Regions from separate parts of the Homo sapiens genome. Here region 1 is linked to region 2. A link is an interaction called in ENCODE POLR2A ChIA-PET data of the cell type or tissue named here. Cell type or tissue: GM12878. All regions are shown on one strand. Each heading gives the region's core, and the rest is flanking DNA. Links, peaks and the distances in the headings are about the cores only.

Region 1 (15,729 bases), core at 7,730-15,729, 62 kb before region 2:
CTACTCGGTGGTGCGCGGCTGCACAACTGACAAATGCAACGCCCACCTCATGACTCATGACGCCCTCCCCAACCTGAGCCAAGGTGCGCGGGAGAGCGGGGCTGGGCTCCGGGAGGGACGATGAGAGGCCTGGCAGCCTCGGGGAAGGCGTGGCCTCCGCTGGGCGCCTGCTCTTGGCGCGCTAGGATCCCAACCCCCGAGACGTGCTAGGCGCGGGCTCTGGCGCAGTGCGCAGCCCGCACGACTGTGCCAGGGTACCACTGCCTGAGTGTGCATCTACGCTCTCTTGCCAGCACCCGACCCGCCGACGCTCAGCGGCGCCGAGTGCTACGCCTGTATCGGGGTCCACCAGGATGACTGCGCTATCGGCAGGTCCCGACGAGTCCAGTGTCACCAGGACCAGACCGCCTGCTTCCAGGGCAATGGCAGAATGACAGTTGGTAAGGGGCTGGAAGGGTGGAAGGGCCTGGGCAAGGGATATGGAGGCAGGGCAGCCATGAGGGTAGTGATACCAGACAGGCCCAACAGGGAGACATGGCCCTGCTCTGAGGTGGGAGGCATGACCCTGGTCTGAGGGAGAAGGTTTGACCCTGGTCTGAGGGAGAAGATTTGGCCCTGGTCTGAGGGAGAAGATTTGGCCCTGGTCTGAGGGAGGAGGCATGACCCTGGTCTGAGGGAGGAGGCATGACCCTGGTCTGAGGGAGGAGGCATGACCCTGGTCTGAGGGAGGAGGCAAGACCCTGGTCTGAGGGAGAAGCCTGGCCCTGCTCTGAGGAAGGAGGCCATGCCCTGGTCTGAGGGAGGAGGCATAACCCTGGTCTGGGGGAGGAGGCATGGCCCCTGGTCTGAGGGAAGAGGCATGGCCCTGGTCTGAGGGAGGAGGCACGACCCTGTTCTGAGGGAAGAGGCATGGCCCTGGTCTGAGGGAGGCCTGGCCCTGGTCTTAGGAGGAAAACCTGAAGCAAGTCTGAGGACCGAGGCATGGCCCTAGCTACCAAGGTGAAGGTTCAGGTGCAGCTGTCTCCCTCAGTTCTGACCGTTCCTCACTGCTTTGCCCACCTCCAGGCAATTTCTCAGTCCCTGTGTACATCAGAACCTGCCACCGGCCCTCCTGCACCACCGAGGGCACCACCAGCCCCTGGACAGCCATCGACCTCCAGGGCTCCTGCTGTGAGGGGTACCTCTGCAACAGGAAATCCATGACCCAGCCCTTCACCAGTGCTTCAGCCACCACCCCTCCCCGAGCACTACAGGTCCTGGCCCTGCTCCTCCCAGTCCTCCTGCTGGTGGGGCTCTCAGCATAGACCGCCCCTCCAGGATGCTGGGGACAGGGCTCACACACCTCATTCTTGCTGCTTCAGCCCCTATCACATAGCTCACTGGAAAATGATGTTAAAGTAAGAATTGCACTCCTGTCCCTCTGGCCTTCCATCTCTCCCGCCCTTGTGCCCCACAACCTGGCCAACAGTACTGGAAGAAACTGGACACAGTCACCAGCATCCCCGGGGAGGGCAAAACAGCCATGTCGTGCCCCGATGAAGAGCAATTCTGATCACAGCTGTTACTCACTGAGCACCAGCCAGGCACCAGGCACCCCATAACACGGCTTCCTGTGCTCTCCCTCCAGAGCCTGTCGCAGCTCTAGGAGGGAGCTATACAATGATGTCTTTATTAGTGTCATCATGAGAAGCCCAATAAGCAGTATGCCCTAACAGTTAGTAGGCCAGGCTCTGGAGCTAAGCTGCATGGGTTCAAATCCCAGCTCCACCATTCAGCCTGCAGAGACCATGAGCGAGTTACTTAAGCCAGGCTCTGGAGCTAAGCTGCATGGGTTCAAATCCCAGCTCCAGCATTCAGCCTACAGAGACCATGGGTGAGTTACTTAAGCCAGGCTCTGGAGCTAAGCTGCATGGGTTCAAATCCCAGCTCCACCATTCAGCCTGCAGAGACTGTGGGTGAGTTACTTGAGCTCTCTGTGCCAATATTTTCTCACCTATAAGGTGGAGGTGAAAATAAACTCTATAACATGACAAGAACTACTTCACAGTAGTTGCAGTGAGGATTCAACGAGATGAACATTTAGTACTTGGGACACAGCAGTGGCCCAGTGTAAATGGGCTACTTGTCATAAGCCCTAAGTCACAGGTCAACAAACTGAGAGGCAAAAGCACTTGGTTGAGCTTGTGTATCTAGTGAGTATGGATTCAGGGACCAGATTCCCAGCCCCACGAACTGCTAAGCAACCCCACCTCCTAAACACATGAGTGCCGATTAACTTCACAGAAAAACACACAAGGCAAAGTTCAGCGAGGTGAAATTCTCCAAGCTATAAAGATCAGGGAAGACTTCCTGGAGGAATTCACCCTTGAGCAAAATCCTAAAGGATCAATAGTAGCTGGCAAAAAGAAGCAGGAGGAAGCGCATTCTAGGTAGAGGAGACAGCCTGGACAAAGGTCTGAGGGAGGAAGGAGCACAAGGAGTGCAGGACACTTTCATGAGTGCAGGACACTTTCATAACTGCATGAACTTCATAGAGATGGGATCCTTTAGCATGTTCTCTGTGCACATGCTTGACCATGTTCTTTCACATGCTTTTTGCCACTTGATCTTTCCAGCAACTCAGTGAGAGAAGCAAAAAAGTAAGTTGCATCCTGCTATTGTCTGAATGTTTGTGTCTCCCCAAAATTCATCTTTTGAAACCTAATTACCAAAGTGATATTACTGGGAGGTGGGGCCTTTGGGAGGTGGTGAGATCATGAGGGTGGAGCCCCCATGAATAGGATTAGTGCCCTTATAAAAGAGGCCCTGGAGAGCTGCCTTGCCCCTTCCACCACATGAGAACACAGCCAGCAGGTGCCTATAAGCAAGAAAGTGGGTTCTCACCAGCCATCGAATCTGCTGGTGCATTGATTGCAGACTTCCCAGACTCCAGAGCTATGAGACATAAATTTCTGTTGTGTATAAGCCATACAGTCTATGGTATTTTGTTACAGCAGCCTGAAGGGACTAAGACACCTTCCTGTTTTACAGACAAGATGCCCAAAGCACAGTGAGAGAGCAATTTTCAGAGTAAGTGCATAGCAAGAGTAGACTCCCGTGTCTTCTCGCTCCATGTCAGCAAGTAGACTTGTGGGAAGGGGGGCAATTCAGAAACACTCCGCTCCTATGCTCCTGTAAGGCCATGTGACAAGGGCTTCAGGTGTCTTTACATCCTGACATACAAGGGGAAGCTGGATGTCTTCATTCATCCTTCACATTTACTGAGCACCTACTATGTGCAAGGCACTGTTCCAGTTGCTGGGCATGCAGCAGGGAACTAAAGTGGCAAAAATTCCCACCTTCAAGGAGCTAGCCTTTTTGATGGGCTAGCAATCCAAAGCGAACTTTGGATTTTGCTTGTGTATTTATTAGAGACAAGGTCTCGCTCTATCCCAGGCTGGAGTGCAGTGGCACAATCAGCTCACCGTGGCCTCAATCTCCCAGGCTCAAGCAATCCTCCCACCTCAGCCTCCCTAGTAGCTGGGACTATAGGTGTGTGCCACCACACCCTGCTAATTTTTGTATTTTTCATAGAGATGGGGCCCCCACTATGCTGCCCAGGCTAGTCTCAAACTCCTGGGCTCAAGCAGTCCTCCTGCCTCAGTCTCCCAATGTGCTGAGATTACAGGTGTGAGTCACCATGCCCAGCCAGATTTTGGATTTTATTGCAAATGTGGTCTGAAGTTGGGATGGCCAGTTTGATGTGTCAGCTTACCTATGTGACAGTTCCAGTTATTCAGTCAAACACTAATCAGTGTGTTGATGTGAGGGTATTTCGTAGATGTGATTAAAGTCCATAATCAGTTGACTTTGAGGAAGGGAGATTGTTCTAGACAGTTTGGGTGGGCCTGACTCTATCAGCTGAAAGGCCTTAGGAGCAGAGATGAGGCTTCTCTGAGGAAGAAAAAAACTGCACCTATGGACAGCTGCTTCAGCCCATGCCTGAGATTCCAGCTTGCTCTTTCTGACCTGCCTAGCCAGGCCACATAAGCCAATTCTTTGCAATAAATCTTATATTATAGATTGTCTACTGGTTCTGTTTCTGTGGTTAATCCAAGACTAACACAGAATGTGTTGGAGCCAGCGTGGTGGCTCATGCCTGTAATCCCAGCACTTTGTGAGGCTGGGTTGGGCGGATCACCTGAGGTCAGGAGTTCAAGACTAGCCTGGCCAACATGGTGAAATCCCGTCTCTACTGAAAATACAAAAATTAGCCGGGCATGCACCTGTAGTCCCAGCTACTTGGGAGGCTGAGGCAGGAGAATCACTTGAACCCAGGAGGCAAAAGTTGCAGTGAGCTGAGATCATGCCATTGCATTGAAGCCTGGGCAACACACAGAGACTCTGTCTCAAAAAAACAAAAAAAAGAATGCGTTGGAGAAGTAGAAGGCTGCCATAATCATATATAAGGGTGTATGTGTGTGTGTGTATGTGTGTATATATATGTTGTATGTGTATATAATTATATGCACATATAATTACATGTAATATATGATATAACATTTTCATTGAGGTATAAAATATATACAATAAAATGCATAAATTGCAATTTTTCCATATGTACATACCTGAATAACCTCCACCTAGGTCAAGATGTAGAATATTTCCAGCCCATGTCCCCAGAGCCTCCCTCATAGCCCTTCAGAGTCAGTTTCCCACCCCAAGGATAACCATGACTCCAACTTCTATCACAGATCAATTTTGCTTATTTTTAAACTTCATATGAATGGAATCCTACAGCATGTGCTCTTGTGTACATGCTTTACATTTTAAAAGCTTCCCTGTGGCAAGAATGGAAGCTAGACCTGTGAGGTGGCTACTGCCCCAGTCTAGGCAGAGATGATATACCTAGGCAAGAGATGATGGCAGAGGTAGTGCAAGGAGTTGGAAAATGAATAGATTTTTTAAAAATTTAGCTTCTCCTTAACAGGCTGCAAGGAATAGGTTTTATTAGTGGAGAAGACAGGACCTGCTGATATATTGGTTGAGGAGTACTTGAGATGACTCCTAGGTTTCAGCCTGAGGAACAGGGTAAATAGGTTTCAGCCTGAGGAATGGGGAAAAAAGGAATCGCTCAGCTTCATAGTAATCTTTCTTCTTCTTCTTCTTCTTTCTTATACAGAGTCTTGCTCTTTCACCCAGGCTGGAGTGCATTGGCACGATCTCGGTTCACTGCAAACTCCGCCTCCCAGGTTCAAGCAATTTTCCTGCCACAGCTTCCTGAGTAGCTGGGATTACAGGCATGAGCCACCGCGTCTAGCTAATTTTTTGTGTGTGTTTTTAGTAGAGACGGGGTTTCACCATGTTGGCCAGGCTGGTCTCAAACTCCTGACCTCAAGTGATCCACCTGCCTCAGCCTCCCAAAGTGCTGGGATTACAGGCGTGAGCCATCACACCTGGCCAGCTTCTTTATAATCTTATGGTGCCACAGTGATGATAAAGGCAGTCCGTCGTTGGCCAAGGGGTTGTTAGGCAGTGTATGACTGTACTTCTGAGATAGAAGATTATCCCTGAGGCATGGTGGCCAAGGACTCCTGTGAGATGAAATACATGAGCAATTGGCAGTTCTTTGTCATGAGAATGATTCAAAAACTTCTAAAAGCTTATACTTGACAGCTCTCACTAAGTAGAACAGGGGTGCACCGACTGCCTTAGAACTCATAGTATGGGGGGTCCAAGTGAAACTGTGGACTCGGCTATGTAGCTGCTTGGGTATTGCGACCCAGATGCCTTCCTGAGTGCTTAGCAGAGAGGGAGATGCCTTTCAAAAGTAATTATGGTTTTGGACCATAAATTTCATTTTATTTATTTATTTTTTAGACAGAGTCTCACTCTGCTGCCCAGGCTAGAGTGCTGGAGTGGCACGATCTCGGCTCACTGCAACCTCCACCTCCTGGGTTCAAGCAACTCTCCTGTCCCAGCCTCCTGAGTAGCTGGGACTGTACAGATGCATGCCACCACATCCGGGTAATTTTTGTATTTTTAATAGTGACAGGGGCCAGGGGGAGGGGGAGCTTTCACCATATTGGTCAAGCTGGTCTCAAATTCCTGACCTCAGGTGATCCACCCTCCTTGGCCTCCCAAAGTGCTGGGATTACAGGCGTGAGCCACCACGCCCAGCTCGGACCATGAATTCTAAATCATTATAACTAGGCTCACACACATCTTTATTAATCAAAATAGGAACCATTACAATCAACACATTTTTGCCAATGAGAAATAAGTTTGTTGATTCCTGTAGTATAAAAATATGTGCTTCAGGATTCAACAAACTCTGCTTTATGACCCATTTTGAACTCAAATAAGAAATAAGAAAGTCGCTCTAATGTGCTTTTTGTCTAATATCATTTCCAGAGTCTAAAATAAACATAAAATAAACATCAAGTAATAAGTCATTAGCAGAAAAACATAAAGCAAGAAATGCCCATTACAAGGATGTATAACAGGCCAGGTATGGTGGCTCACAACTGTAATCCCAGCACTTTGGGAGGTCAAGGTGGGCAGATCACTTGAGGCCAGGAGTTTGAGACAAGCCTGGCCAGCATGGTGAAACGCTGTCCCTACTAAAAATACAAAAATTAGCCAGGCATGGTGGTGCACACCTATAATCCCAGCTACTCAGGAGGCTGAGGCAGGAGAATCGCCTGAACCTGGGAGGCGGAGGTTGCAGTGAGCCTAGATCGTGCCACTGCTCTCCAGCCTGGGTGACAGAGTGAGACTCTGTCTCAAAAAAAAAAAAAAAAGATGTGTAACATAACCACATTTATTTAAGAATGTATTCCAATATCAAATGGCAAATTCCAACAATGCAAAAATCGCAATTACTTTTGCACTCACCTAATAAAAGCTTCACCTGCTGGAAACAGTGGCTCACACCTGTAATCCCAGCAATTTTGGAGGCAGAGGCAGAAGGATTGCTTTAGCCCAGGAGTGCGAGACTAGCCTGGGCAATGTAGCAAGACCCCGTCTCTCTAAACAATTTAATTAAAAGTAAAATAGGCTGGGCACAGTGGCTCACGCCTGTAATCCCAGCACTTTGGGAGGCCGAGGCGGGCGGATCACGAGGTCAGGAGATCAAGACCATCCTGGCTAACATGGTGAAACTCTGTCTCTACTAAAAATACAAAAAATTAGCCAGGCGTGGTGGCAGGTGCCTGTAGTCCCAGCTACATGGGAGGCTGAGGCAGGAGAATGGTGTGAACCTGGAAGGCAGAGCTTGCAGGGAGCCGAGATTGCGCCACTGCACTCCAGCCTGGGCGACAGAGTGAGACTCCATCTCAAAAAAAGAAAAAAAAGTAAAATAAAAGGCTTCATTTATTAGCAAGGATGTGGAGCTACTGGGATTCTCACATCCAAGTAGTATGTGTGTAAAATAGAACAACCACTTTGAAAAACTATTTTTCAGTACCTACCTGTGTTTAAAGTGTGAGGAAAGCCAGAAGCAGTGGCTCACTCCTGTAATCCCCGCACTTTGGGAGGCCAAGGTAGAAGGAACACTTGAGCCCAGGACTTTGAAACCAACCTGGGCAACATGGTGAGACCTTATCTCTACAAAAAACTAAAAATATTAGTGGGGCATGATGGTGCATGCCTGTGGTCTCACCTACTAGAGAGGCTGAGGTGGGAGGATTGCTTGAGCCCAGGTATTTGAGGTTGCAGTGAGCTATGATCGCTCCATTGCACTCCAGCCTGGGCAACAGAGTAAGACACTGTCTCTATTTTTTTTTAAGTGAAGAAGATGTGAATGAAGATGTGGCAGTGCCCCTGAAGGGCTTACAATGTCAAATAGGGATAACATTTTCTGAACTTTCTCCTACAGCCAATGGGGATACATGGACTGATATAGAGAAGGGGCGAGGCATGGTCAAAGCCAGGTGATATGAGGCTCTCCCTGTGGCCATGCAGGAGACAGGCCCGAGGGAGTGAGATTGGAGGCAGGGAGACCAGGGAGGTGGATGGTGAGAGGGCCTCTCATGCTGCCTGGTTTCCAGAGTCAAGGGCAATTTAGGATTAAAAGGCTGGAGGCAGAAGGAGGAACTGAGAAACCAGAGTGTGAGTGTTATGGTCTACGAGGAGTTAAAGTCCCTTCTAAGTGAGGGTAGTGGTTTCCTCTGGAGGTTGGGGGTTCCCGATCATAAAGGAGCACATAAGGAGATTCTAGGGAATGCAAATACTTTCTCTTGGTGTGCCTTTGATTTTATGGAGGTTCACAATACATCATTTGTCCAAAATGTACCACTATGTTTTATGCACTTTTGGCATATAAGGTATATTTTATTTATTTATTTGTTTTTGTTGTTTTTATTTTTTGAGACAGAGTCTCGCTCTGTCGCCCAGGCTGGAGTGCAGTGGCACAATCTTGGCTCACTGCAAGCTCCGCCTCCTGGGTTTACGCCATTCTCCTGCCTCAGCCTCCCGAGTAGCTGGGACTATAGGCGCCCACCACCATGCCCGGCTAATTTTTTTTTTGTATTTTTAGTAGAGACGGGGTTTCACCGTGTTAGCCAGGGTGTTCTCGATCTCCTGACCTCATGATCTACCTGCCTCGGCCTCCCAAAGTGCTAGGATTACAGGCTTGAGCCACCGCGCCAGACCTATTTTTTTTTTAATGTCAAAAGCAAAGACATGGCTAGAGCTCAGGTCTTTGGACATCCATATTAGAGCTTTTTAATCTTTGGTGATAGGGATTCAGAATACTGGTTATCTCTGGTGTATCAGTTGGGAGGGTTACAAGAGAGCCTCTTGTGGTGATGGAGATAGCTTGATAGAGATGGTGGTCACACATGTCTGTATACAGGTTTAACTGAATTAATCCATACACTTAAGATCTGCGGACTTGCAATGTGTAAGTCTGTCTTAGGTCAGTCCTGGTGGCTCACGCCTGTAATCCCAGCACTTTGGGAGGTCGAGGTAGGAAAATTGCTTGAAGCCAGGAGTTCAGGACCAGCCTGGCCAACATAGAGAGACCCTGTCTTTACTAAAAATTTTAAAAGTAACTAGGTGCAGTGGTGTGCGCCTGTAGTCCCAGCTACCTGGAAGGCTGATGCAGGAGGATCTCTTGGGGGCAGGAGGTCGAGGCTGCAGTGAGCTATGATTGGGCCGCTGCACTCAGCCTGGGTGACAGAGTGAGACCCTGCCTCTAAAAAGAAAAAGAAAACAATTTTAAATGCCACATATGATTAAATGGTATTACCTCTAGGTTTTACACTGAAATAACATAGGAAGTGAGGAAGTAAATGGAAGCACAGATGAAATGCAATTGACCACGAATTGGTATTTGTTAAATAGATACATGGAGATTTATTATACTCTTCTGTTCACTTCTATATGTTTGAAGTTCTCGATAATAAATATATATGTACACATATATGAATATGTATGTATATATGAAAAGGTAGATAATAGATAGAACTAATACCTATTTAACTCACAGTGACCCATACACCCACTTGGGAACCCAGACATCTCTCTTCTTCTGGTAATGCAGATAATGATTATTTAATGTCTGGATTTTACATACAACCTTGCCCCTTCCCAAGATTCCCCCACCCTCCCAAGCTTAAGCGGAAGTGGAAGTCCAGGTCAGCACCAAGGACAGATCCACAGTATTGGGTCTCAGAACCACAGACAGCAACTCAACTAACGGAGGACAAAAGACAGGGAAATGAAGAAATGCCATCTTGAACAGTGTGGAACAGGACAAGAGGCTAGAGTCAAAAAACGCCTATCAGTATCATTGAACAAGAGCATTCCTTCAACAAATATTCATTGAGCATCTGCTATGTGCCAGGCACTGTTCTGAACACAGGATGGCCAGGTTCCTGTCCTTAAACAATGAGACAGATAAAATGAGATCATTTTATATAGTCATAAGTTCTATGATAAAATATAAAGCAGTGAAATAAGATGTAGGATGATTGAGGGAGATGGAAGAGACCGTTTTTGAAGAGGTGGTTAAGGCAGAGATTATATTTGAGCAGAGTGGCTGGATACTGTGGCTCATGCCTGTAATCTCAGTACTTCAGGAGGCTGAGGAAGGAGGATTATTTCAGTCCAGGAGTTCAAGACCAGCCTGGGAAACATAGGAAGACTCCTTTTCTAGCAATTTTTTTTTAATTTGCTAGGCATGGTGGCTTGTACCTGTAGTCCCAGCTACTTAGGAGGCTGATGCAGGATAATCACTTGAGCCTGGGAGGTTGAGGCTGCAGTGAGCTATGATTGTGCCACTCTACTCCAGCCTGGGTGACAGAGCAAGACCTTGTCTCAAAAAAATTTAATAAAATAGGAAACAAAAATTATATATAAATATATATGAATATATAAATAATATAAATTTATATAAATTTATAAATATAAATAACATAAACATAAATATAAATATAAATATAATGATATATATTTATAATATAAATATATATTTTATAATGTAAATAATATGAATATAATTATATGTTTATAATAATAGAAATATAAATAAGTATTTATAATAATAGAAATATAAAGAAATATTTATAATATTATAAATATAAATATTTATAATATTATAAATATAAATATTTATAATATTATAAATATAAATATTTATAATATTATAAATATAAATATTTATAATAATATAAATATAAACAAATGTTTATGATAATATAAATTTATATATATTATATAAATTATAATTATTTATTAGATATTATATATAAATTATATATAATATATAAATATAATATATAATATATTTATATATTATATGATTATATATTTATATATTATTGATATATGTATTATTTTTATTATATGTTATATGATATTATATATTGTATACTATTATAATATATATAATAATTCATATATATATTTGAGCAGAGAACTGAATGAAGTGAGGGAATGCCCCATGAAGAGAGTGGAGGTGCAAGCATTCAGGAAGAGGGAACAGAAAATGCTAAGACCCAGAGGCAGAAAAAAGCTTGGTATGTTTGAGAATCAGCAACAAGGCCAATGTGATAAAGCAAAGTAAATGCAAAGGAAAGTGATGGGAGGAGTTTCGCCAAGATAGGAATAGACACACAGAAAGAAAGCAATAGAGAAAGACAGACAAGAAAATTGAGACCCAAGCTGAGACTGACCAAGAAAGGCTCATAGGCAAAAAAATTAGGAGCAAAATGATGCTAGCTGCAGTGTATGGAGTGCAATTTGCATTATACATTTTATTATTTTATTATCTATTCACATATACATACATATGCATATACTTTTTTTTTTTTAGTTGAAGTCTCACTCTGTCACCCAGGCTGGAGTGCAATGGCACGATCTTGGCTCATTGCAACTTCTGCCTCCCAGGTTCAAGTGATTCTCATGCCTCAGCCTCCTGAGTAGCTGGGATTACAGGTGCCCACCACCACGCCTGGCTAATTTTTTTTGTATTTTTAGTAGAGATGAGGTTTCGCCATGCTGGCCAGGCTGGACTTGAACTCCTGGCCTTAAGTGATCTGCCTGCCTCAGCCTCCCAAAGTGCTGGAATTACAGGCGTGAGCCACCATGCCTGGCCCATATATATATATTTTTTATTATGGAAAACTTCAAACATGCAGATATGAACATAAGGGTATAATAATCTACTTTTTATTGTGTAACAACCCGCTCCAAAAGTTAGTGTCTTAAAATAAACAATCTCATGATTGAGGCTTGACTGGGCATTTCTGCTGGTCTCTCCTGAAGTCATTCACATGGTTGCATTCTGTTAGGACAGGACTGGGGCTTTAGCCAAGATAGCTTCATTCTCCCTGCATGGCCTCTCCATGTGACTAGCTTGGGCTTCCTTACAGCATGGTGGTCTTCTAGTTCTAAGGGTACAAAAGCAGAAGCTTCTAGTTTCCTTAACATCTGGACCTGGAACTGGTTCAGTGTCATATTTGCCACATTCTATTAGTCAAAGCAAGTCATGAGCCAGATAGACTGAAGGAGAAGGAACATACTGTTCCTTTTCGTGGGAGAAGCCACCTGCCAGTGCAGGGAAGGGAGGAGTCACTGGCAGGCAACTTGGGAGACAATGTATCACAAGACTTTAACATAGACCAGGCCTGCTGTTAGGGCTCCAGACATTCTCTCTCACCTAAGCCTCAAGCAGCCCTGTCACATAGGAAACATAATCCCTCTTTTACAAGTTTCACAGAGCACACAACTATGGATGGCAACTAGGTTTGAACTCAGGTTTGTCTCTAAACCAGGCTGTACGTATAACATATTCCATACAAAAATAAAGTTAGGCCGGGGGTGGTGTCTCATCCCTCTAATCTCAGCCCTTTGGGAGGCTGAGGCAGGTGGATCATCTGAGGTCAGAAGTTCAAGATCAGCCTGGCTAGCATGGTGAAACCCCGTCTCTACTAAAAATACCAAAATTAGCCTGGTGTGGTGGTGCATGCCTGTAGTACCAGCTACTTGGGAGTCTGAGGCAGGAGAATCGCTTGCATCCAGGAGGTGGAGGTTGCAGTGAGCCAAGATCGTGCCACTGCACTCCAGCCTGGGTGACAGAGCGAGACTCTGTCTTGAATGAATGAATGAATGAATGAATAAAGTCAGTGGTCACATCGAGGCTTAAACCGAGGTCTCTAGACTTCCATATTGTGAGATATAGATATCTGTATATCATATACATCTGTATACACTATACATCTGTATACTATGCCATATACTATACTACATATCTGCATATACTATATATAGAGTGTGGGTGTATGTCTCTGTGTAATAACATAATATACATACATTTTTAACTGGCGGGGAACACAGAGATACAAAGAAGAAAATAAAAGCAGAAATGAAGAAAAAAGGAGAAAGGAGAAAAGCATGCACTTGGAGACTAAGACCAGGAGATAGAAACAGAGAAGCAAGACAAGGCGCAGTGGCTCACACTTGTAATTCCAGCACCTTAGGAGGACGAGGCAGGAGGATGGCTTGAGACCAGGAGTTCGCGACCAGCCTGGCAACATAGTGGGAACTGATTTTATGACCAAAAAAATGTTTTTTAATTAAAAAGAGAGAGAGAGAAGAAAGAAAGAAAGAAAAGAAAAAAGAAAGAGAGAGAGAAAGAAGAAAGAAAGAAAAAGAGAAAGAAAGAAAAAACAAGGACAATGATATACAGAGAGAAAAATGAAGACTGAGAGCAAAGAAGAGACTGAGATTGATGGAATCACGAGGTCTCCCTCCTTTAGCCTGGAAACTCCACAAGAGCAAGAATTTTGTCCATTTTTGTTCATTACATATCGCCAACTCCTTGAGCAGTGCCTGGCACTCAGTAGGTGTTTTGCTCTATGTTGGCAAGAAACCAGGCTGGACAGGGAGAGTGTCTGCAGTTGCCTAAGTGAACACTAGGTGACAGTATTTATAAGCCCTGGAGCTTCCAGGCTCCAAGGTCCCAGAGATGGCGGTGGAGGATTTGCCGCCACTGACCTCTGACTTTCAGGATCTCTTCCTCGGGGCTCAGCCCTGCCTTTCCCTGCACAAGCCTTGGGCGATGAATGACCTTTCCGCCTGAGACACCCTCTTCACTCTCCTTCACCAGCCTGCCCAGTTAAACAACTCTTTGTCCCTGGCCCCTTCCTGCTGGGCCCCGAGGCACCTGGGTTCTTTCCAGGCCCGGAGATGGGGCTGCGACAGAGGTGGTGCAGCTGGGACAAGGCCAAGGAAAAATCCTGGAGACTCTGGAATCAGTTCTTCCAGTGTATGAGACCCAGCCCCTCCTCCCTCAGACCCAGGGGTCCAGACCCCAGCACCTCCTCCCTCAGACCAGCAGTCCAGGCCCCAGCCCTCCTCCCTCAGACTCAGGAGTCCAGACCCCAGATCCTCCTCCTTCAGACCCAGGAGTCCAGGCCTCAGCCCCTCCTCCCTCAGACCTAGGAGTCCAGATCCAGCCCCTCCTCTCTCAGACCAGCAGTCTAGACCCCAGCCCCCCTCCTCCCTCAGAACCAGGAGTCCAGACCCCCTGCCCCTCCTCTCTCAGACCAGCAGTCCAGACCCCATCCCCTCCTTCCTCAGACCCAGGAGTCCAGACCCCAGCCCCTCCTCCCTCAGACCCCCTCCTCCCTCAGAACCAGGAGTCCAGACCCCCAGCTTCTTCCTCCTGGACCCTTCCTCTTAGGCATTTTGAGGTCCTCTACTATTCCCTCTCCCTCTCTTTTACACAAACCCCTCTCTCCCTCCACTCCCCATTCTAGGATTGAGACCAAGGGTGAGTCACAAGAAGCCCTGAGGCCCTGAGTCACCTCGCCCTCCCCCCTTGGCCCCTCCCTGGGCTGGAGGCAGCTGGCTGAGGAGTGAAGCAGTTTCCTAGGACTGACCCCTGCATCCCAGGACTGCAGTTTGAAGGCAGGTGCCCTTCCCACTGTAACCCCATCACTGCCACCCAGGCATGTCCATGCCCATCCTTTGCTGTTTTTCTCTTTCAGTCATGGCCTATTTGGAGACAAAATTTCTCTGTGCTCTAACTTCCGTGTCTTGATTGTGTTTTCCGGTTTCTCTGCACCTGTGGGTCTCTTTGATTTTTTTTAATACATGCCCCCACCATCCCTGGCTGAATGCCTCGAGGTCTCTCTGATTATCTCTCTCTCCCTCTGTGTCAGTCTCTGTCTCCGTTTTTCACAAGTGCCTGAACTGGGGCACAGATGCCATGGCATGGCCGCAGCTGGAGCGCTATTTAGTGGCTTCTGACCCTTGGGTGGCCACAGTCTCTGGATCACTGGCCCTCAACCCCTGAGTGGGACTGGGGTAGAACCGGAAGGAACCAGGCTGTCCGTAGATGTGCCAGTGAACAGCAGAGAGAAACTGAGGCAGAGACAAGCATAGAGAGGCCCGGAGAGAGAGAGAGAGACCCAAGAGGAGACCAGGAGGCAGGGAGAGAGTGAAACAGAGACGGAGAGAAACACCGATTCAGCAAGAGACAGACAAAAACAGAGGGCCCTAGAGACGGAGAGATGGAGACAGAGTGAGACACGATGACAGAGACACAGGCAATGATGAACACAGAGAGAGACATGACAGAGAGACAGTGACGGGGAAAGAAGGAAACAGAGGAGCAGAGAGGGACACGAAGATGGAGAAAGGGACAGAGCGATGAGAGAGACACAGAGAGGCTAAGAGAGGCAGAGACAGAGAGACAGAGTGAAGAGAGACAGAGAGAGACAAAGGTACCAGGAGAGAAGAACAGAGACAGAGATAAAGACAAACCTGGCCAGGCACGGTGGCTTACGCCTGTAATCCCAGAACTTTGGGAGGCCGAGGCGGGTGGATCACCTGAGGTCAGAAGTTCACGACCAGCCTGGCCAACATGGTGAAACCTCGTCTCTACTAAAAATACGAAAATTAGCTGGGTGTGGTGGTGCACACCTGTAATATCAGCTACTCGGGAGGTTGAGGTAGGAGAATTGCTTGAACCTGGGAGGTGGAGGTTGCAGTGAGCCGAGATCGTGCCACTGCACTCCAGCCATGGGAGACAGAGCAAGACTCTATCTCAAAAAAAAAAAAAAAAAAAAAAAAGACAAACGCGGAGGTTTCCAGATCAGGAGAGACTGAGACAGGAAGCAAGTCCCAAAGAACCAGAGAAAGAGCCGGAGAGGGAGGAGAGAGACGCAGCGAGCCGGGCGGCCAGTGGGCAGGGGTGCCCAGGCTGCAGGCTCAGGAGTGCCCGGCGGCTGCACTTTC
Region 2 (15,754 bases), core at 66-8,065:
TCATCATTCCCAGCAGGTGGAACTCACGCTTTTCAATTCAGACACAGGAATACATTGGTATCCTTCTCACCCTCCACTGCAGGAAACATGAGCACCGCTCAATCAGCTTCTACACTGGAGCAGGCCATGTTGTGCTGGCAGCTGCCTGGGCTCAAGCGCCTGTCATGAGCGCAGCACTTGGCCTAAGAATGTCAGCCCTGCAGCCAGGCTGCCTATGTTCAGATCCCAGCCTTGCCATCTACCACCTGTGTGGCATTGGACAAGTTGCTAAAGCTTGCTGGGCATCTGTTTTGTCTGCAAAATAAGGTGATGATTGTACCTACCTCCTAGGGGTGTTGTGGTGATTAATTGAGTTCATAATGGTGTCTGTTTTAGTCGGTTCTTGCATTGCTGTAAGGAAATACCTGAGACTGGGTAATTTATAAAGAAAAGGGGTTTAATTGGCTCAGAGTTCTGCAGGCTGAACCAGAAGCATGGTGCTGGCATCTGCTCGGCTTCTGGGGAGGCCTCAGGAAACTTACAATCATGGCGGAAGGTGAACTGGGAGCAGGTACTTCACATGCCCAGAGCAGGAGCAAGAGGGGGCAGGTGGCACACACTTTGAAACCACGAGCTCTTACAACAGATTCACTATTGTGAGGACAGTACCAAGGGGCTGGCGCTGAACCATGAGAAACCACCCCCATGATGCCGTCCCTCCCGCCAGGCCCCACCTCCAACAGTGGTGACTACAAACTACAAGTTGACATGAGATCTGGTGGGGACACAGATCCAAACCATATCAGTGCCTGACCTATGCTGAGCCTCAATAAATGTTAAATGCCACCATCATCCACAGGTGCCAGGTCTGCATTGGGCACATAGCATTTTGCAATCCTCTAACTTTGCAAATAAATGAGCCAATACATACTCTTTCTCCTTAATGCAAGCGATTGGTCTCTATCACCAGTGACTGAGAAGTGCCGACTGTTAGGGAATGGCAGCTAAAAAGCATTATTTCACTACAAAGTCTAGTTCAGTCATGCGCTGGTACCGGGGGTGACCTCTTTTCCCACTCTGGGCCTCTGCTGGAAGACGAAGGGGAAGGGGTGGGCAGTATCTCAAGGGTCCAGGCTCTCCTTCTCTGCCACCAGTACCCCAGAGCATGTCCCTGACCTTCCAGCTACTGTTGACAGCCATCCAGGATCTGGCTGAGCCCACTCTCCTCAGAGAAGGTGCTGGGGTGGCAGCTTTGGGGGTGGCAAACTCCATCTTGGAGCAGAGGAAGGAGAAACGCCCTGCTGCAGGATCTCGCGAGCCAGCTGGGCATGGCCGGTGGTCAAATGCTCTGATGCAATGATAATGAGGATGTAACGGTCCAGCAGCACCTGCTGGAGGTACTTGTCAGCCTAAAAAGTGGGCGTGCCTATGCCTGGCCGGTCTGATGATGACCGTGGGTGCGGGTAGGGTGTAGGGTCCACAGCCATTTCTATCACAGCCATGCAGGCTGAGTTAGGGTCTTTATTTCGTAGCCTCTCATGATATTGACAGGTCAACTTGCCTGAGCCTGTGCCCTTGGTAGTGCCAGCGTGCAGCCTGCATTCTCCCGTGAACAAAGTGTGGCCTGCAACTTGGCAGCAACTGCTGGCAGATTCCCCATCTTGCGGGCCTCCGTCAGAGCCCTGGCTGCCTCTCACGACAGCATCAGTATCTTGAACTGGCTGAGGGCTGGCTGGGCTGTACTTGCCATGGGTTGCCTGACCCCTAGTTCTCCAGCTTCAGAACGTGGTGACCCTTAGCAGAACAGGGGAGGGAGTATTTTCACCCTGAGTTACCCATTCTCCAATCCCTCTGCATGCCTGTCATAAATGTGTTACAATATACTTGCTGCCTTGGCATCCACTTTTAGGCCTGACATACATTGTTTGAAACTCAACGAAACCTCATCACCTTGGCCTAGTAAAACTTCCCCTTCCCCTTGTGGCTTGCAGTTTAGCCCACTTGTTCCTCATCTCACCAATCCAAAATCCAACAACATCCTACAGTGGCTGACCATGGCCCTATGGGATGGTCAACATCAGAGCGATGTAAATAAGTTCCCCCTTCAAGCGTGTTTTCTTTAAAATAGCCAATCCACAACCACCATGGGAAAGCCTAAGGGAATACAGGCATAGGCCCACAGGTTGTTTTTTTTTTTTTTTTGAGACGGAGTCTAGCTCTGTTGCCCAGGCTGGAGTGCAGTGGCGCAATCTCGGCTCACTGCAACCTCTGGCCTCCCGGGTTCAAGTGATTCTCCAGCCTCAGTCTCCCGAGTAGCTGGGATTACAGGTGCCCGCCACCACCCCTGGCTAATTTTTTGTATTTTTAATAGAGATGGGGTTTCACTATATGTTGGCCATGCTGGTCTCGAACTCTTGACCTCAGGTGATCCACCCACCTTGGCCTCCCAAAGTGCTGGGATTACAGGTGTGAGCCACTGCACACAGCTCTCCATGACTGTTTGACACTATCTTTTGATTCCCTAAAAAATGTTTACAAGAATTTCCGCTAGATAATGCTGAACTGGCTGAACTATGGATATAGATGGATCGTATCTGAAAGATGACAATGGTAAAAACTGTGTAAGATATGTAGTTACCACTTCCTTCGAAGTTGCTGAAGCCGCCCCTTACCTGTGGCTACTTTTTTTTTTTTCTTTTGAGATGGAGTCTTGCTCTGTTGCCCAAGCTGGAGTACAGTGGCGCAATCTCAGCTCACTGCAACCTCTGCCCACTGGATTCAAGCAATTTTCCTGCCTCAGCCTCCCGAGTAGCTGGGATTACAGGCACCCACCACCATGCCCAGCTAATTTTTTTGTATTTTTAGTAGAGACAGGGTTTCGTCATGTTGGCCAGTCTTCCTGAACTCCTGACCTCAAGTAATCTGCCTACCTCGGCCTCCCAAAGTGCTGGGATTACAGGTGTGAGCTGCTGCGCCTGGCCCCTGTGGCTACTTTTGCACGAAAAGCTAAACTCACTGCCCTTGCTGGCCTCCTCGTGAAAGGGCAATCTGTTACTCTATACAGATAGTAGATATGCCTTTGGGGTTGCTCCTGATTTTGGACTGCTATGGAAATGAAGGGGTTTACTCACGTCCACTGGAGGTCAAATTAAAAATGGATCCTATGTACGGGACTTACTGGATGCCATCCAGCTGCCAGCTGCCTTGGCTATTATGGAAACTCCCGGACATTCAAGGTTAACCTCTGCGGAAGCTAGAGGAAACAGTCTTGGCTGATAATGCCGCAAAGGATGCTGCTGTTAAAGGTTCGGTTCCTCAAATCTCTCTTGAGGCCCAGCTAAAAGAGCCACCAAAAGGTGATCTAAAAATGATTACCAAAGATGCACAAAATTGGGCACCAGAAACGGAAGAACAAAATTGGAAAGATCACACTGCTAGTTCAATGATTTGAAAAAAAAAAAAAAAAAAAAAAAAAAGCTGTGTTTAAGGCCTGATAACCAGTTCTCTCCAAGTCAATATTCTTAACTACAGTACATAATCTGACCCACTGGGGAACTTACAAATTGTTTTATGAAACAATATTAGGGGGAGTGACATTAAAAGAAGCTGTACTGGCCAAGTGCAGTGGCTCTCGGGCCTGTAATCCCAGCACTCTGGGAGGCCGAAGGGGGCGGATTGCTTGAGTCCAGGAGTTCGAGACCAGCCTGGGCAACATAGGGAAATCGTGTCTCTACTAAAAATATCAAAATAAGTAGTTTCAACTACTGGGGAGGCTGAGGTGGGAGAGTCACCTGAGCCTAGGAGATCAAGGCTGCAGTGAGTGGAGATCGTGCCATTGCACTCCAGTCTGAGTGACAGAATGAGACCCTCTCTCAAAAAAAAAAAAAAAAAAAAAAAAAAAAGCTGCCAAAAAAAAAAAAAAAAGCCTATTTGGCACTTGTGCCACCTGCCGTAAGTTTAACTCAGGAAAATGTGTACATCCCGATCCTGGACATTTTAATCTACCTAATGGGCCCTTCAAGGTTTGGCAAATGGATTTTATCCAACTACCCACTTCCGTGTGTGTGTGTGTGTGTGTGTGTGTGTGTGTGTGTGTATATATATATATATATATATATATGTACTAGTAACAGTTTGCACATTCTCCTATTGGGTAGAGGCTTTCCTGGTAGACAAGCCACTGCTTCAGCTGTGGCCAAAATTCTCCTGGAAAAAAAGTATTCCCACCTAGGGAACTCCCCTTGAAGTACATCGTGATCAGGAGCCCATTTTACTGGCCATATAATAAAACAAGTGAGTTCAGTTTGGCCAATTTCTCAGCATTTCCACTGTCTACAATCCCCAATCTTCTGGCTCAGTGGAACAAACAAGGGGAACTATAAAAACCCAGTTGGATGGCCGGGCACAGTAGCTCACCCCTGTAACCCCAGCACTTTGGAAGGCTGAGGCAGGCAGATCACTTGAGATCAGGAGTTCAAGACCAGCCTGGCCAACATGGTGAAACCCCATCCCTATTAAAAATACAAAAATTAGCCAGGTGTGGTGGTACACGCCTATAATCCCAGCTACTTGGGAGGCTGAGGCAGGAGAATTGCTCAAACCCAGGGGACAGAGGTTGCAGTGAGCTGAGATCAAGCCGCTGCACTCCAGCCTAGGTGATAGAGTGAGACTCCATTTCAAAACAAAAAAACAAAAAACCCAGTTGGCAGAATTTATCTACACCTTCCTTGACCTAAGTTCCTCCTTTGGTATTATTAAATCTAAGGGCCACTCTCTTTGGGGCTCATAAACTTTCACCTTTGGAAATAGTCACAGGCCATCCTATGCACTTGGCCTCCTCTGCTTTTGACCCTTAATTGATAAAAGGAGACATATCCATCTGGGTGCAGTGGCTCACACTCGTAAAATCCTAACACTTTGGGAGGCTGAAGCAAGGGGATCGCTTGAGTCCAGGAGCTCGAGACCAGCTTGGGTAACATGGCAAAACCCTGTCTCTACAAAAACACAAAAATTAGCTGGGTGTAGTTGTGTGTGCACCTGTAGTCCCAGCTACTCGGGATGCTGAGACGGGACGATCACTTCAACCGGGAGGCAGAGGTTGCAATGAGCCAAGATCCCGCTACCGTACTCCAGCCTGGGCACCAGAGGGAGACACTGTCTCAAAACAAAAACAAAAAAACAAAAAAAAACAAAACAGACATACTTCAATATTAATAAAGCCTTACTAAGGTAAAGGCATTAATAAAGCAATGGATAGAAATCATATTTTGATAGAACAATCTTTCCACAGCACAATCATAGGAGACAAAGACCTACAACACCATGATCTGCAGCCTGGCGACTTTGTCTATTGGAAAAGACACGTACGCAAGAATTCTATCCAGCCTTACCAGAAAGAGCCACATTAAGTCCTTCTCACCAATCCCTGTGCTGCCAAACTAAAGGGCATTGACTTCTGTATCCACATCTTTCATATTTATTTATTTATTTATTTTTGAGATGGGGTTTTGCCCAGGCTGGAGTGCAGTGGCATGATCTCGGCTCACTGCCACTTATGCCCACTGGGTTCAAGCGATTCTCCTGCCTCAGCCTCCCAAGTAGCTGGGATTACAGGTGCCTGCCACCACGCCCAGCTAATTTTTGTGTTTTTAGTGGAGATGGAGATGGGGTTTCACCATGTTGGCCGGGCTGGTCTTGAACTCCTGACCTCAAGTAATCCGCCCACCTCGGCCTCCCAAAATGCTGGGATTACGGGCGTGAGCCACTGCGCCCAGCCTATTTTTTCTTTTTTTGAGATAGGATCTCATTCTGTCACCCAGGCTGGAGTGCAGTGGCACGATCATGGCCCATTACAGCCTTGACCTCTGAGGCCCAAGTGATCCTCCCACCTCAGCCTCCTGAGTAGCTAGGCCTACAGGCGCGTGCCACATGCCTGGCTAGTTTTTTGTATTTTTTGTAGAGACAGGGTCTCGCCATGTTGCCTAGGCTGGTCTCCAACTCCTGGGCTCAAGTGATCCTGCTGCCTCGGACTCCCTAAGTGCTGGGATTACAGGTATGAGCCCTGCGCCCAGCCACAAAGTCAAACTTTGAGACATACATGTTCAGATTCCCTGTTTCACCCCAAAAGTGACTGCAGTCTACAGAAAAGACATTGAAATTAGATCTTAAAACTGCCCAAAACCAGAATTTAACTAAATGCAAAAATACGCTGGGCATGGTCATTCATACCTGTAACCCCAGCACTTTGGGAGGCCAAAGCAGGAGGATCACTTGAAGCCAGGTGTTCAAGACCAGATTGGCCAACACAGTGAAACCCCGTTTCTACTAAAAGTACAAAAAAATTAGCCGGGCACGGTGGCTCATGCCTATAATCCCAGCAACTCAGGAGGCTGAGGTTGGAGAATCGCTTGAACCCGGGAGGTGGAGGTTGCAGTGAGCTGATATCATGTGACTGCACTCCATCCTGATGACAAAGTGAGACCTTGTCTCACAAAAAAAAAAAAAAAAAAAAGCAAAAATATTTATGCTCCTAATCCTTTAATTGTTGATGGTCTCCAGCAATGTCATAATTAGATAATAGAAGCTTGGGCAAATACTGGTTGACACCTCCCTACAACAGCCTGGGTAAGTTTTCTGTTCGTTTTTTTCAGACAGAGTCTTGCTCTGTCGCCCAGGCTGGAGTGCAGTGGCACAGTCTTGGCTCACTGCAACATCTGCCTCCCCAGTTCAAGCAATTCTCCTGCCTCAGCCTCCCAAGTAGCTGGGATTACAGGTGCCTGCCACCACGCCTGGCTAATTTTTGTATTTTTAGTAGAGACAGGGTTTCACCATGTTGGTCAGGCTGGTCTCGAACTCCTGACTTCAGGTGATCCACCGGCCTCAGCCTTCCAAAGTGCTGGGATTACAGGCATGAGCCACCACACCTGGCCGAGCAACTTAATCATTCTCTCAGTGCCAAATGTAAACAGTAAGAGAAGCTTCTTTTCCAGGGTGTTATGAACCAGGAGTACCTAGCAGTGATGAATAAATGTTAGCTAATATAAAGTACTTAGCCTTGCGTGTGGTTACACTCTCAGTATTATTATTGGTGATGCCTCAGACACTCTGGGCATTGTTATGACTTTTATTGTTATGGTTACTTTTTAATTTGGTCTTGAGCAGGGGAAAGTTAGGTTTGAGTGTGTCAAAGTGAAAAATAAAAATGTAGACATGAATCTCTAAACTTAGCTTTTTTTTTTTCTTTTCTTTTTTTGAGGCAGAGTCTTGTCACCCAGGCTGGAGTGCGGAGTCACAGTCTCAGCTCACTGTAACCTCCGCCTCCAGGTCTCAAGCGATTTTCCTGCCTTAGCCTCCCTAGTAGCTGGGACTATAGGCAGGCACCACCACACCAGCTAATTTTTGTATTTTTAATAGAGATGGGGTTTCTCCATATTGACCAGTCTGGTCAGAAAGCTCAACACATAGTTGCCCTCCCGTTAAGACCCAGGGCCTTTCAGCAGGTCCCAGTATTCACACGCGCACACCCCGACCCAATCCCACAGAGACAGGTGACCCCAGACTCAGCAAATGAGTCACAATCTTAGACTCACAGCATCAAAATCAAGAAGTCAAGGCTGAAGAGAGCTGTGATCACGCCACTGCACTCCAGCCTGGGCGACAGGGCAAGACCCTGTCTCTAAAAAAAATTTTTTTTAATCATGGAGAGACCAGGATTCTTCCCAATCACAGACACGCCAGATGTCTCAACACCATGTGCCTTCCTGCTCTGAGACACACCCGCCCTCCTTCTGGAGTAAGACTCATGCTAGGCCACGGAGTTGCATCGTCGGCCTCCTCTCTCCTCCGATGTTCATGGAAACATCCAGTCACTCTCTCACCATGCCATTCTCTGTCTTCTCAAGCACCACACGGAGGTGAGCCCTGTGGCCGCCTGGCCTCCCTCTCCCTGCCACCCCCTACCCCTCCATGGCTCCCAGGCAGCAGGCAGGCACGGATGCCCACTCTCCCCAACCTGTTTAGCCATTGCTGGACACCACTGTGCTCATCCCAGGCCCCTGGGGCTGTCTTTGGTACACTGGGTTCTCAGACACGGACATGAGATTGAAACTAAAGTACCTTAGCAGGGGCCAGGTGCAGTGGCTCACGCCTGTAATCCCAGCACTTTGAGAGGCCAAGGTCAGGAGTTCAAGACCAGCCTGGCCAACATGGTGAAACCCCCTCTCTACCAAAAATACAAAAATTAGCTGGACGTGTTGGCGTGTGCCTGTAATCCCAGCTACTTGGGAGGCTGAGGCAGGAGAATTGCTTGAACTCGGGAGGTGGAGGTTGCAATGAGCCAAGATTGTGCCACAGCACTCTAGCCTGGGCTCTGAGTCTCGAAAAAAAAAAAAAAATTAGCTGGGCTTGGTGGTGCTCACCTATAATCCCAGCTACTTAGGAGGCTGAGGCAGGAGAATTGCTTGAACCTGGGAGGCAGAAGCTGCAATGAGCCGAGATCGGGCCACTGCACTCCAGCCTGGGTGACAGAGCAAGATTCCATCTCAAAAAATAATAATAATAAAATAAAATAAAATAGAAAGCACCTTAGCAGGATGCAATCTCCTGTCTTGGCCCTGCTGTCCTGTGCCCCACAAATTCCTCCTGGCCACTTGGGGACCAGGGAGAAAGACACCACCAGGGAACCCTGGGCCCACCATCCATGTCTCCAACCTCCCTCTCCAGGGCACTCCTGTCCCCTTTCACTACACCCCTGTTGGCCCTGGGCCCACCTGCCTCCCTCCTCCCCTCCCCAGTGCCCCCTCCTTTGCCCTGCCCAGGACGCCGGCTCCCCTGCCTGCCAGGGACACAGGCTCCCTCCACACCCACCCCCCAGGCAACTGCAGCCCTCACATTCACCACATCGGCCTTTTTTGTTGGTAATTTGGATTTTGTTAAGACTTAGTTTGTGGGTGAGGCAGGGGGGCGGGGCTGCACTCTTTATTTCTCTTCTGAGTCGTGTTTCTTCCAGCTGTCCAGAATGTACTTAAGAAGGAGGCCGAGCTTCCTGCAGGTTGAGAGTGGGGCTTCCTCCCCACCTCCCTCCCCGGAGCCCCCCTTTTCCACGCCATTGTCACTGGCCACTTCCAAGCTGACCTCCGGCTGCGGCTCGTCATCCTCCAGGGCCTTGATGCGGACACGCTGGGCGTCCTCAGCCATCTCGTTGAGGCAGCCCTGGAGCATGGTGTAGACAGCGCCAAAGCTGATGCCGCCAGCCACCAGCGTCCCAAACACAGGGATGCCCCTCTCAAAGGCGCGGGCCACCCGCATGGCGCCGTCGGACGACTGGGAATAGAGCCGCAGGACAGTCTCAGGCGAGACCTCGTTGGCCAGTGGGGAGCGGATGACCGAGCGCAGGTCACCTGCCTGTTTGCCCACCTGCTCGGCCAGCTTGGCCAGCGAGTCGTCGTCCAGACCAAAGCTGCGGTGGTAGCCACGCAGTGAGTGGATGAGCAACGCATCATCGTAGGCGGCCGCCAGCCCTGGGACCGGCAGGGCCTGGATGACGCCCAACACCAGGGCGGTCTTGAGGACTTGCTCTTGAAGCATGGCCTTCTTCTTCTGCAAGGCCTCCAGCGAGATGTCGGGGAGCGACAGCAGGCCAGCGTGGCGCCGGTGGGAGGGCAGGTCGTGCTCCCAGGTGGACACCAGCGTGGGAAAGTCGTAGCGGGCCGGCGAGAGGTTGGACACCAGGAAGATGCGAGGGTCAGCCACGCCGGCCTCCCGCAGCCGCTCGGCACAGTGGTCTCGGATCTCCTGCAGGACAGCGGCCTCTCTGAAGCCCGACGGCCGCTGGGTGCGCGTGGCCGCCAGGTCCTCGTCCACCTTGGTGCGCACAAAGTAGAACTTCTTGCCCTGGCACAGGATCTCAGCGGCCAGGCGGGTCTCGACGGCCCCGCAGCGGCGGGGGGAGACCAGCAGGAAGAAGTCATAGCGGCTGAAGTCTACCTGCTTTAGGTACTTGTCAGCCGGGCAGCCTGGAGAGCCGGCTCCTGGCAGGTCCCAGAGGGTCACGTCAGGGAACTGTGGGTGTGGATAGGGCGACGGTTGCATCGTGGTCTCCATGACGCCCGTGAGAGCCGCGCCAGGGTCCTCGGCCTCCAGGCCACGCAGGGCATTGATGAGGGAGGACTTGCCCGCGCCCGACTCGCCCGTGACGCCCACCTCCAGGCGGATGCTTTCCGTGGAGGCCAGCAGCTCCTGGAGGTGAGAGGCGGCCTGGGGGAGGTCACCCGACTCAAAGGCTGTGCGCAGGGCCTCCAGCCTTTCCTTGGCCATAAGGATGGTGTTTTCCTCCTCCCCAGGCACCACGGGCAACTTTGAAGTAGCCATGGTGGCCAGTGGTTCAGAGGGTGGCGGGGGACAGGGGAGAGTCACAGGATGCGTGATCCTCAGCGCCTGCAGAGGAGAAGGGAGCCATTCACACCTCCTGGGCCTTGGCATGGGGCAGGGAGAGACAGATACCACGGATGTGAAGGGAGTCGCCCTGGAAGCCCACAGCTCTCTTTTTCCTTCAAGAATTGGGGACACATTTTTGGCACAAGTTAGAGGGCTTTGGGGTCTGGCAGGCCCAGGTTCACATCCCTTTTCTGCCACTAACTTGCTGTGTGACCAGGGGCAAAATGAAGCACCTCTCTGGGTAATGGGCATGACCACCAAGCAGCCTCTTGGAGCACTATTGGAGTCTCCAGGGTAACCTAGGCACAGGTCAGTTTTCTGGGTGTATGTGTGCCCTGGAGGGTTCTGTGCTTAGAATGGCCCAGTGCTTGGTTTAATGCTCTGCTGACACTAGCTGAAATTGTTTGTTTGTTTGTTTGTTTGTTTGAGACAGGGTCTCTCTGTCATCGAGGCTGGAGCACAGTGCTACGATCATGGCTCATTGCAGCCTTGATCTCCTTGGCTCTAGCAATCCTCCCACCTCAGCCTCCTGAACAGCTGGGACCACAGGCGCATGCCACCATGCCCAGCTACTTTTTAAATTTTTTGTAGAGATGGGAGTCTCACTATGTTGTCCCAGCTGGTCTTGAACTTCCGAGATCAAGGTCCTCCTGCCTCAGCTTCCCAGAGCGCTGGGATTAAGGGCATGAGCCACTATGCCTGGCCTGAAATTCTTTATAATATTTGAACCAGGGGCCCCATATTTTCATTTCGTACTGGGCCTTGCAAATTATATAGCCAGGGCAAATTACATAGCCAGGGCTGCATAGGAAAGGGTGGTACAGGCCCATTCAGAGGAAACAGCTGCACTCCTGCGGTGGCTGGGATTGGAGGGTAGGGTGGAGGGGACCCAGACCCGGAGCCAGACTGCCTGGGATCAAATCCTGGCTCCACCACATACTTACTGAGTGATGTGAGGCAAGTTACTTAACTCTCTCCTCACTCTCCTCATCTGAACACTGAGAATGATACCTACAATCCTGGCAAACCACCTCCTAGGATCTCTGTGACTTGAATGAGTTATGACATAAAGCAGCCCATAAAACGGCGCCTGGCTCAGGGCAGGTGCCTCGTGTCATTGGCATCACCATCATCGTCATTATTCTTATCATTAGTAATATTCTTAGCTGTGTGACTTTGAGCAAGTCCTCGCCCTGTCTGAGCCTCAGCTGCCCCGTGGGGGATACTCCTCCCCACCTCGCAGGGCTGCTGTGATGCCCACAAACCCCGTTCAGCTAGCCCTAGGCTGACTTTGGGTTCAGACGCCCTTGGGTTCGGGAAGCCAGACATGGGGACCACCTGGACACCAGGAGTCATTTCCATGAAACCCCACCCCTGCCATGGCAGCCCTTGCCTCCCGGGGTTCAGTTCCCCTCCCACCGCCCAGAGCTCCTGTCGTGATGGTCCCCCCTCAGATCCCTCCTCCTCACCAGGAGCTTCCCTGGTCCTCCCTCTTCCCACTCACCCTCCTCTGGCCCATCATCTCTAAAATACATTTACTCACTAAGGGTCTTCAGGGTGCCCTGGGAGAGCTGCTCATGTCTGGGATCACTGTCCCCATTTGACAGGGAGAAGGACTGAGGCTCAGACAAGACAAATGAGGTCTCCTCATCCAGAGGCATAGCCAGGACCCCAACCCAGGTCCCCAGGCTCCTTCACCCACCTAGAGAGCTACTCTCCCTTCAGCTGCATGTCCCTGCCTCCTGCATTGTCTCCTTGCCCCCTGCACCCCGTCTCTTCACCTCCTACCACTCACCCCATCCTCTGCTACCCCACTCCACCCCCCACAGAAATATGTCCTTAAGACATTGTTCCCGGCTGGGCATGGTGGCTCACGCCTGTAATCCTAGCACTTTGGGAGGCCGAGGTGGGTGGATCACTTGAGGTCAGGAGTTCGAGACCAGCCTGGCCAACATGGTGAAACTCCATCTCCACTAAAAATACAAAAATTAGCCAGGTGTTGTGGCGCATGCCTGTAGTCCCAGCTCTTGAACCCAGGAGGCGGAGGTTGCAGTGAGCCAAGATTGCACCACTGCACTCCAGCCTGGGCGACAGAGCGAGACTCCGTCTCAGAAAAAAAAAAAGGAAAAAAAAAAGACATTGTTGCCTCCAGATCTGAGCCTCCTATCCTGGGTGTGCCCTCTCCCTAGTATGGTCTGCGGTGGGAAGAGTAGGAACCTGGAACAGGTCCTGGCAGCAAGGGGCAGACAAGTCAGTGGTTGGAATTTGGGCTGAGGGGGTCCGGATTAGACCATAAGCTCCTGCTCCGCCCACGCACAGGGGCCCAGCGAGAGAGCCCTGGGGGACTCACCTGCCCTGCAGGCTCTCCCTCTCCCCTCACACTCTCCCCACTGATAGGATCTCCTTCCCTCTTAGCCAAGGTCAGACACCGTTGCTAGGACCCATTATCATAGCAAGCAGCAGCTTATTGGTCAGCCAGACCTGGTGCAATAATGCGACAGTGATGTCAGGGGGTGGGGCCCGGAGGTGGAGCAGGGACCCCAAGCCCCAGCTGCTCATGGGGTCACCACCCACTCACACTGGGCCCTCCAGTTCCCCTGAAGACTCCAGAGAGATCTTTCTAACACCAAGACCTGTTCAAAATCCTCCATGGTCTCCATCACCCCCCAAGGACAAAGTCTCAGATTCACAGATTGGTTTCCAAGGGCTTGGCCCTGCTACCACTCCACCCTCCACCCAGGGGACTGTCAGTTCCCCAGAGAAGTGTGAAAGTTGATGATACAAATTCGGTCATTGCTGGTGGGCACAGTGGCTCACGCCTGTAATGCCAGCACTTTGGGAGGCCGAGGCGAGTGCATCACTTGAGGCCAGGAGTTTGAGATCAGCCTGGGCAATGTGGTGAAACTCCATCTCTACTAAAAATACAAAAATTAGCCAGATGTGGTGCATGCATGTAGTCCCAGCTACTCGGGAGGCTGATCTGCTATCTTGTAAGCCCAATAATTTAGTCATTGATTTCTTTTTTTTCTTTTTTTGAAACAGTGTCTTGCTCTGTCACCCAGGCTGGAGTGCAGTGACACAATCTTGGCTCACTGCAACCTCCGCCTCCTGGGTTCAAGTGATTCTCCTGCTTCAGCCTCCTGAGTAGCTGGGACTACTAGCATGCACCACCAGGCTTGGCTAATTTTTTTTTTTTTTTTTTTTTTTTAGTAGAGGTGGGGTTTCACCATGTTGCCTAGGCTGGTCTTGAACTCCTGACCTCAGGTTATCCGCCTGCCTCGCCTCCCAAACCTCCTGACCTCAGGTTATGCCGCCTCCCAAAGCGCTAAGATTACAGGTGTAGCCACTACACCCGGCCCCTTCTTGTCCTTTATAAGTGTCTCTGTCCTGTCTCCCCTCCGGGCTTCCTCTCTGCCCAGGCCAGGCTCCACAGGGCCTTCTCCATTCTCCTCTTGTAGGGAATTTACAATAACGCTACTCAGAGGATTTTCCTGACCATCTGCAGGCCAGTTCTGGAAAGGAGCCTCTGAGAACAACTAAGGAGAGAGAGGCCCAGAAGGGGAATAGACTAGCTCAGAGCCACCCTGAGAGCTGGGGAAGAGTGGGCTGTTGGCCGCATAGTACAGAGTTCTTAAGCCACAGGTGAAAGGGAGGTGCAGGGCAAAAGACACACGACTCACTCATGCTCTCACTGACTGACACAAACACACAGAGCTGAAGAGAGTGAACAACATGGTTCTCAGACTTCCCCGGACACCGAGCACACAGACCAGCAGACAGCAAGGACTCCTTCCCAAAATGCATGGACACGCACCCCTGGCCCAAGAGAGAAGGGAAAGACACAGAAAGAGCCTCAAATACAGAGTTACTTCGTGGCTGGGCATGGCGGCTCACTCACGCCTGTAATCTCAGCAATTTGGGAGGCCGAGGTAGGAGGTTTGCTTGAGCCCAGGAGGTTGAGACCAGCCTGGGCAACATAGCAAGACCCTATCTCTTTTTTTTTTTTTTTTTTTTGAGACGGAGTCTCGCTCTGTCTCCCACGCTGGAGTGCAGTGGTGCAATCTCGGCTCACTGCAAGCTCCGCCTCCCGGGTTCCTGCCATTCTCCTGCCTCAGCCTCCCGAGTAGCTGGGACTACAGGCGCCTGCCACCGCGCCTGGCTAAATTTTTTTGTATTTTTTAGTAGAGACGGGGTTTCACCGTGTTAGCCAGGATGGTCTCGATCTCCTGACCTCGTGATCCGCCCACCTCGGACTCCCAAAGTGCTGGGATTACAGGCGTGAGCCACCGTGCCTGGCCAAGACCCTATCTCTTAAAAAAAAAAAAAAAATGAGCCAGGTATGATGGTGCACATCTGTAGTCCCAGCTACTCAGGAGGCTGAGGTGGGAGGATTGCTTGAGCCCAGGAGTTCAAGGCTGCAGTGAGCCGTGATCATGCTACTGCACTCCAGCCTGGGTGACTGAGCAAGATTCTGTCTCTAAACGAAACAAAACAACAGAGTCACTGAAGGAAAGCAAGACTCAGACAAACACACACTTACCAAAGCCTCGCAAACACACACATTCCGGGACACAGATGTGCAGACTTTAAGAGACACAGTTACACACTGACAACATATACAGAAACCCCGAAACCCACTGACTCCATTCAGGAACCTCATTCATTCTGCTGCAGCAGCTAGGGCTCCAGAGATGCATCAAACCCAGGCACTGCTTCAGGGGCTCCAGGCCCGAGAAAATGGAGATTATTGCAGCCCAGGATGATTGTGGACCAAGAAAGAGAGCCACTGCCACCTGCACACATGCACCGATGCAGACTGGCATGTTCCCAGGGATGCCCCTAGCAGCTCCTGAGAGCACCAGCCAGAGAGAGAGGGGTTGCACCCTGCCTATCTGCATGCTGGAAACGCAGCAATGGACAAGACAGCCAGGCTCTGCCCCCACAGGACTCAGAGTCCAGTGGTGGAGTCAGATCCATCCCAAGATAATGATGACAGAGGGGGCAGCACTGGGATGGGGGACCCCAGAGGGCTGTGGGAGCACAAAGGAGGAAGCCCGACTCAGCCTGGGAGTCAGGGAGGGCTTCCTGGAGGAGGGGGCACCTGACCTGAGATCCAAAGGATGAGTAGGAGTGAGCCAGATGGCACATTAGGGAGTTGCATCCCAGGCTAAGGGACCAGCCTCTGCAAAGAACCTGAGTTGAGAGAGAACTTTCATTCGTTCAATAATAAACTCAATTTCAGGCACACCTCATTTTATTGCATGCAGCTTTATTGTCCTTCACAGATACTATGTGGTATTTTTTGCGGGGGGGCGGGGATGTGGTGGAGAAGAGGGTCTTG

What was found. Peaks named below come from ENCODE experiments on the same cell type or tissue, not always from the same donor. Only the 100,000 strongest peaks of a DNase experiment are listed, where the experiment ranks them.
Region 1: POLR2A ChIA-PET joins it to region 2 with 11 read pairs; 7 of 35 experiments call an interaction of 5 or more read pairs at or near these places.

What each region holds. Positions count from the first base shown.
Region 1 is chr19:43,783,166-43,798,894 of GRCh38, reverse strand. It overlaps LYPD5 (LY6/PLAUR domain containing 5), which reads left to right. Exons shown (of 5, transcript NM_001031749.3): 3 at 1-83; 4 at 294-440; 5 at 1,066-2,968. The coding sequence ends at 1,304. Among named protein-coding and RNA genes, the nearest start is that of KCNN4, 10 kb to the right of the region's middle. RefSeq lists cis regulatory regions at 13,242-13,689, 15,690-15,729, enhancers at 13,195-13,694, 13,695-14,196, 14,184-14,478 and a silencer at 14,184-14,478. In GM12878, for the core only: a CTCF peak has its summit at 13,399 (motif pointing right); no DNase peak of the experiment used is centred there; H3K27ac peaks cover 1,705 bases.
Region 2 is chr19:43,713,152-43,728,905 of GRCh38, reverse strand. SMG9 (SMG9 nonsense mediated mRNA decay factor) reads left to right here. Exons shown (of 14, transcript NM_019108.4): 14 at 1-923. It overlaps IRGC (immunity related GTPase cinema), which reads right to left and starts at 12,830. Exons shown (of 2, transcript NM_019612.4): 1 at 12,764-12,830; 2 at 8,885-10,413. The coding sequence starts at 10,347. The coding sequence ends at 8,956. RefSeq lists an enhancer at 12,357-12,857. In GM12878, for the core only: no CTCF peak of the experiment used is centred there; DNase peaks (open chromatin) are centred at 1,925 and 3,255; H3K27ac peaks cover 1,678 bases.